Regions from separate parts of the Homo sapiens genome. Here region 1 is linked to region 2. A link is a contact called in ENCODE Hi-C or POLR2A ChIA-PET data. All regions are on one chromosome and are shown on one strand. The core of a region is the stretch at or near the end of the contact, and the rest is flanking DNA. Distances in the headings are between cores, read along the strand shown. Region 1 overlaps CACNA1C (calcium voltage-gated channel subunit alpha1 C). Region 2 overlaps CACNA1C (calcium voltage-gated channel subunit alpha1 C).

The links. Hi-C counts contacts between places; a loop is a spot of excess contacts on that map. ChIA-PET counts read pairs that join two places held with the same protein, here RNA polymerase II (POLR2A).
Region 1: a map of ascending aorta shows a loop between it and region 2 (2.2-fold over the local background). The contact joins two enhancer-like sites. A Hi-C loop is called at or near these places in 3 of 168 maps with a recorded cell type or tissue (Right ventricle myocardium inferior, ascending aorta and chondrocyte). POLR2A ChIA-PET finds 5 or more read pairs at or near these places in 1 of 52 experiments (OCI-LY7).

Annotation. Positions count from the first base shown.
Region 1 is chr12:2,257,957-2,261,340 of GRCh38, forward strand. The region is part of intron 3 of CACNA1C (calcium voltage-gated channel subunit alpha1 C); the gene reads left to right. Among named protein-coding and RNA genes, the nearest start is that of CACNA1C-IT3, 10 kb to the right of the region's middle. Within about 2 kb of position 1,580, at least 3 of the 41 ENCODE cell types and tissues checked have a DNase peak (open chromatin) inside an H3K27ac peak, as active enhancers do.
Region 2 is chr12:2,211,209-2,214,735 of GRCh38, forward strand. All of the region lies in intron 3 of CACNA1C (calcium voltage-gated channel subunit alpha1 C), which reads left to right. Among named protein-coding and RNA genes, the nearest start is that of CACNA1C-AS4, 11 kb to the right of the region's middle. Within about 2 kb of position 1,868, at least 5 of the 41 ENCODE cell types and tissues checked have a DNase peak (open chromatin) inside an H3K27ac peak, as active enhancers do.

The DNA.
Region 1 (3,384 bases), core at 330-2,829, 46 kb after region 2:
TGATTGAAGAGCACCCTCAATCTGCCTTCAGCACGTGCACTCCCACTCTGCAGTAGGCAGAGGTTTGAGAACCAAGCCAAAGGAAAGAGAAGAGGGAGGCAGAGTTTCTTTGTACTACATCTCATCACCTGCTGTGTTTGGGGTCTGCCCTGTCCCACCATAGTAAAGCTCATATCCCACCTCTTCCTGAAACCTTAATAATGACATCTTATTTCTGGTTATTTGCCAGAAGCTTTCACACACATGATCTCATTCATTGCTTTGAGGAATTCGCTTGTTTCCGCCTCTCAATTTATGAGATAATGAGAGTTATGTAATAATTCCCTTCTTCAGTTTAACTGCCAGGAAACTTAGGCCAGCATTTGTGATTAGTCAGAATAATTTTACTGTGTGTTTTTGGTTGGTATATATTGTTTTAAAATATGTATTTTACTCATTAATTTTTGAAAACTCATTTTTTCCTCAAGTTTTTTTTTTAAATGTGAAATTTTAAAAATCTCAAGTTCTTAAAAAATGATGTGGGATAAAACAACTAAATTTAATTATATCATCGTCTTTGGAGGACGGTGTTATCTTCATCTTGCATATGTAGAACCTGAGGTCCATAAAAACCAATTTTCCGAGCCCATAAGGCTCCTCAGTGGGGTAACTGGGACTGGGTTTCCCAACCAGATTTAATCCAGGGCCCCTTCTGCTGTATCAATGCTGCCCTTCCAGACTGTCCCTTTCATCATCACTTTAATCTCTTCCCTCTCGATTTCAGATAACTCGTATTTTAAGACGCCTGAATATTTTCTATCTTATTATTGTAGATATGTGAGCATCAGCTCCTTAAAGTTACCGAATATTTCTGATCAAATTCTGGTTATTTTTGTCTCATTAAAATGAATATTTAAGTTTTCAGGAGAGAAGAAGGCACAAATCTCCCTTAAAAAGTAATCCATTTGAGAGATGGATTAATAAAGTAATATTATGAATTCAATATAAATTAACATATGTGTTTTCAAATTCCAAAAATAGATGAGGGAGATGGAATTACACTAGTGAGTTCAGCATGATTCCTAACCAAGGCCTTTTCATAAGTGGAAGTCTTTCACCTGGCCCTGGGGAAATCACGGAACTCAATATTTCCTTCACTTAATTGTTTTTCTTTTCCATTTAAGGAAAGGTAGCTTAAAGCAGTGGTTCTCAGAATATGGCCCTGAACCAGCTGCATCAAAATCACCTGGGAACCTACTAGAAGTGCCGATTCTACAAAAAGGAAGCTCCCCACACCCCGCCCTGCCCCACACGGGACCCAGCAGTTTGTGTTCTAACAAGCCCACCAGGTTTTTGTGATGTATGCTGAAGTTTGAGACTGGTTAGCTTAAAACAGCCTCTGAGAGGGGCTGCAAGCCACTCTTTATTTGGATCATAACTAAGTAGTTAAAACATCCCTGAGTGAATTCAAAATGCTAATGAGGAAAATTAATGTCTTTATCAAAAAAAGAAAAAAAGAACAAAACAAACCTCAGGAGACCAGAAGTAAGTTGCCTCTTTAAGAAGCAGAGCCGCTTTGAGATGTTGCAAGGGGGAGCTAAGAGCAGGGCAGAATTTTCCAGTGTCTTTTGACAGGAGGAAGTGGTTGGGGACGACTTATTTTTTTGGCCCGGAGACAGCCTGTCATTATTAGACTAAGCATTGTATCAGATCTAAGTGTGTAGCTTTCTTAATGTAATGCAGAGCAGGAGCTATACGTTTTGTTTTGTTTTTCATTTTATCAGTAAGAATGAGTGCATTACAGCCTGGGCAATGTAGCAAGACCTGGTCTCTACTAAAAAAGTAAAATAATTAGCCAGGCATGGTGGCACGTGCCTTTGGTCCTAGCTACTTGGGAGGCTGAGGTGGGAGAATTGCTTGAGCCCAGGAGGTGGAGGCTGCAGTGAGCTAGAACTGTACTTCTGCACTCCAGCCTGGGTGACAGAAAGCACTAGTAATAGCTTTGTGAGCTAAGTCCCGCTTTCTTGGGTGTTCTCATGGTCATGCTCAGAGAATCCCCCTCTCCCCACCAGCATCCACCAGACTGCACACTGGTGTGCAGGAGAAACCAGCTTGCCTGGCAGCCTGGGTCCAGCAGTCCCAAACCATCAGAAGGAAGACCGACATCCTGCACCTCCACATGGTCACTAATTCCCTGCTGTGGGGGGCACATTTTGGCCTGACTTGGCTGACACAATCTGGGGAAAAAAGAGAAGTATGGGCTGAGTACTGTGGCTCTCACTGGTTAATCCCAGCACTTTAGGAGGCAGCAGCAGGAAGATTGCTTGAGCCTAGGAATTAGATCAGCCTGGGCAAGATGGTGGGACCTTGTCTCTACAAAAATAAAAATAATTAGCTGGCCATAATGCCACGTGCCTGTAGTCCCAGCTACCTGGGAGGTTGAGGTGGGAGGATTGCTTGAGCCCAGGAGTTTGAGGTTGTAGTGAGCCATGATCATATCACTGTGCTACAGCCTTGGTGACAGAGACCCTGTCTCTATTAAAAAAAAAAAAAAAAAAAAGAACAAGAAGAAGAAAGAGACAGAAAGAAAAGAAAGAAGAGAGAAAAGGAGAGGAGCACAGATTGCTCAACCCCATGGAGGCAAGGCTCTCACTTCTGCTGGTGGGGCCCTCGGCCCGTCCTGGAGTCGGGGTAGCATCATGGTTGAGATCACATGGACTCCTTGGCTAAAGTCCTGTTTTGAACACTTGTTGGCTGTGTGATCTTAGATTAGGCACTGTTTCTCTCTGCCTCAACATTCTTGCTCCTAAAGTGGGGTTAATTATATATACCTTGCAGGGCTATTCTGAGAATTAAATGAGTTAATGCAGAAGTTCTGAGCCTTTTTGGTCTCAGGACTCCTTTATATTCTCAATAACTACTGAGAATCCCAGAGAGTTTTTATTTGTGTAAATTATAGCTACTCATGTTTATTGTATTAGAAATCAACTTAATTCATTAAAAAACCGATTGTGGCCAGGTGGTGTGGCTCACACCTGTAATCCCAGCACTTTGAGAGGCCGAGGCTGGCAGATCACAAGGTCAGGAGATCGAGACCATCCTGGCTAACATGGTAAAACCCTGTCTCTACTAAAAATACAAAAAAATTTAGCCAGGTGTGGTGGCAAGCACCTGTAGTCCCAGCTACTCGGAAGGCTGAGGCAGGAGAATGGCGTGAACCTGGGAGGTGGAGCTTGCAGTGAGCCGAGATAGTGCCACTGCACTCCAGCCTGGGTGACAGAGCGAGACTCCGTCTCAAAAAAAAAAACAAAAACAAAAACAAAAAAAACTGATTGCATGTTAACATAAGCAATATTGTTTCTGAAAAATAATTTTTTTGTAAAACAAAAAAACAGAAGAGTGACA
Region 2 (3,527 bases), core at 618-3,117:
CAGTCAGGTCAAGGTCAGATTTAATTTGGGATTTTGTAGTTTACAGGATGCTACCCACTTTCTTACACCTCACAGTAACCATGTTCCAGCAGCTTATTGGATTGGTCCAGGCTGTGCCTGGTGGTGAGAACGTCAGGTTTTGTGGGCACATGGCTTCACCAGGAGAGGTCTGGGGTGTCTCATGTTGGTAGAGAAGGAGTATGTCCGTGGACTCTAACTTCTCTAGAGGCAATGCCAAAGGCAAACTGGATAGCTGTTGCTGCTGTAGTTTTGTAAATCTATGACCCTCTGTTGAGGCCTCTTTAACTCTAGCAGCCTTATGCATCTTTATGATTAATTCAGTAGGACCCCACCAGCAGACTCTCCTTCTTCTAAGAGTGTAAAGTCATTCATGCAGGTTTGGCCTTGCTTGGAGGTTAGGGCTTGGGGGGACATGAGCAGGGCTTGCCCTCAAATTCCCAGTCATTTGGCTCCTCCTTTCTTTCACCTGTTACTCTTTCTGCTGCTTTTTTTTTTTTTTTTTTTTTGAGACAGAGTCTTGCTCTTTTCTCCCAGGCTAGAGTGCAATGGCATGGTCTCGGCTCACTGCAACCTCCGCCTTCCAGGTTCAAGCGATTCTCCTGCCTCAGCCTCCCGAGTAGCTGGGACTCCAGGCGCCCACCACCACTCCCGGCTAATTTTTTTGTATTTTTAGTAGAGATGGGGTTTCACCATGTTGGCCAGGCTGGTCTTGAACTCCTGACCTCAGGTGATCCACCCGCCTCAGCCTCCCAACGTGCTGGGATTATAGGCATGAGCCACCGCGCCCGGCCTCTTTCTGCTACCTTTACGTTATTTACACAAGCTTGGAGGCCTAGAGGCAGGAGCTGGTATTTGGATCAATGGCTGGGTAATCCAGAGCAGTTAAAGAACCAAGAAATTATTAATATTTTGTTCCAGGTTATATGTTTTTATGGGGTGATGGTGAAACAAAGAATGAATTTTGTTTCCTAAATGTGTGTTTCTTGCACTGATAGCAAAATTAGCCACTGTTTACATTTCCTGAGCACTCATCAGCCTGTGGTAGAGAGAACTCAAAGGTAAGTGTGGTTGCAAGGAAAGAAACCGGGAATCCAGTGGTTGCCGCTAGCTTCATTCAATGTATAGATCCAGATTATTACATATTATCTGAATTAAACAATTTTACTTTAGAGAGATCATGCAGGTTCTGTGTTTGAGGAAATCTTACGGTTGCTTATAAAGGAAATCATTGCCCCAAAATTCTGGATTTCAACTAATCTGATCTGCTTAAAGCATGACACCTGCATACTTGCTAACTTATTTTTTGAGAATAGAGAGTTAGATCAGGAATAGGATTCAGTCCTTAGAATGCAGAGCTTATAATTTTAGAAAGGTATGTATTTTATTTAGGCCAGGTATTTTTACTGTTAATATATTTACTGTTTTATCTAGAATGTTGACTCTGTTATGATTGAGTCAGTTGCCCCTTCCCCACTTCCTCTTTCCTCTGTGTATTTATTGCACACTGACTAAGTGTCTGGTGTGACAGCAGGTGCTGCGGTCATGAGGGTGACTAGTTAGACATGGTTTCTGCCTTCATGGAGCTTACAGTCTGGTGGGAGGGATGGACAAAGGAAGCACAGAACTGGACACCATGCATTTTCTCCTCTGACATCAGAGCCAAACTGGAAGATCCTGAAAATAATTCTATTGCATGTCCCTTGGAGATATTAACACATTGCTCAGTGATGTTGATTGTTAAAATATCCTCTTGTTTGGAATTGTTATCACAGTGGCTCCTCTGGCGGTAGCATGCTTATAAAAGCAACCAGGAACTGCCCATGTGCCCAGTCTAGGCTCCTGACTCCCACAGATGCCTCTGGGGCTGGGGCCCGGCTAAATATTTTCCAGGAGAAAAGTCAGTCAGGAGCCAGCGCCTGCCATTTCCCATTCTTTCAGAGCCAAGGAGCTGGACGGGCATCTGACAGCCTGGAAGGGCCCTGCTCCAATCTGGAACTGAGGTTAACGCTTCAGGTCAGCTACTTCCTAAGGGAAGGAAAAATCCCTCCCAGGGATTTTTTTACTTTGAGCTTTCTCTGGTGCTGCTTGTTGCTGGCCTTCAGATTTTGGCCACCACTATCTTCGGGTACTATTTTCTCTGCCTCCCTTGGAGAGGTGACCTTCCCCTTCTGTGCAGGGCCCTGTCTGTCCCATGTGGTCTTCCAGGGCTGGGGTGAGGAGGAGGCGGCGAGATTATTGCCTGTTACACATGGACATCTAGACGGGGGAAGAAACATAACAGCTTTATTTTTAGGCTTTGCTAATTCTCACTCTTCTCCTAGTTCGCTGCTACCTGGCAACAGCTTATTGTCATGGCAACACCGATGTTAATGAGTGAAACTCTCAGTGTGTCTGCTCTCCTGGTGCTCTGACAGACACCGTGTGGAGCTATCTTTCTGGCCATCAGAGGCTAAACGCTAGGCTTCCTTCCCCTCTGCAGGCCTCCCAGGCCCCGGGCCCCGTCCACAGAGGGAAGGCACGGAGGCAGCGTTGACAAGGGATTTATGGCTCTGCTTACACATTCCCAGCTTCTCCTCTCTTCACGGATGGGCTGCTGCTCTCGCACTGCCCCTCCTCCCGCAGTCCATCCGTCCACATTTTTAAGCGGTAGCTGTAGCCCATTTTCTCATGTCTAGGGCACCTCAAGATTTGAGCCGGTTTTTACAGCACCTTCTCTGCAGTTGATCAGCAGGGCTGAATCGCGAGTTTGGGAGAGGAGATTTGTGGCTGGAACTGGCGCTCACATTGGGGAGGGAAGACCTGCACCTTCAGCTCTTAGGCTGAGAGTCAGTAACACCACCATAGCTTCTTGTCTTGCTTCTCTGACATCTGTCCCTCAAGGGTGCCTTTGCAGCATTACAATAATTGTGAGGAAGAGCAGGCAGAGTCTGCTCCAGCCTCCTTGTGCCTCAGTTTGTCCATCTCTAAAGCAGCGCATATCTGAAATTGGATGGTCCTTAAGTTGGCGCTGCTGAGGAGGGGTTCATGTGAAGTGCTCTGGGCTCCTGCTCACCATTTCTATGATGTGGGTAACTTGCTCGACCCCTCTGTGACTCCACTTCTCACTTGTAAATAAGGATAGTAATAGTACCTACCTCAGAGTGTCATTGCAGGACTCCAACCAGATACATATGTGTCCGGGGCTTATAATAAAATCATGGTTCAATAAATCTTAGTTCTTACTACGTGTGGTCATTATTCAGTCTTCACACTGATCTCGTGAACTAGGACTATTATTCTTGAATTACAAAGAAGGAAACTGAAGCATGGAGAGGTTGAGCAACTGCCAAGGTCGCTGGAAGCAACATGAAGCCTAGGCGTGCCCTGAGTCACCACACTGCACATTGCAAGGTGAGCCTGAAGGGGATGGCCCTGTATGCCCTCAGTGACTTCTCCCTGCTCCGGGGAGGTGGGCCCGGGACCCCAGGAGTGTGCCTGAGGACCTTGCACTCCTTGGATAAGAGGTG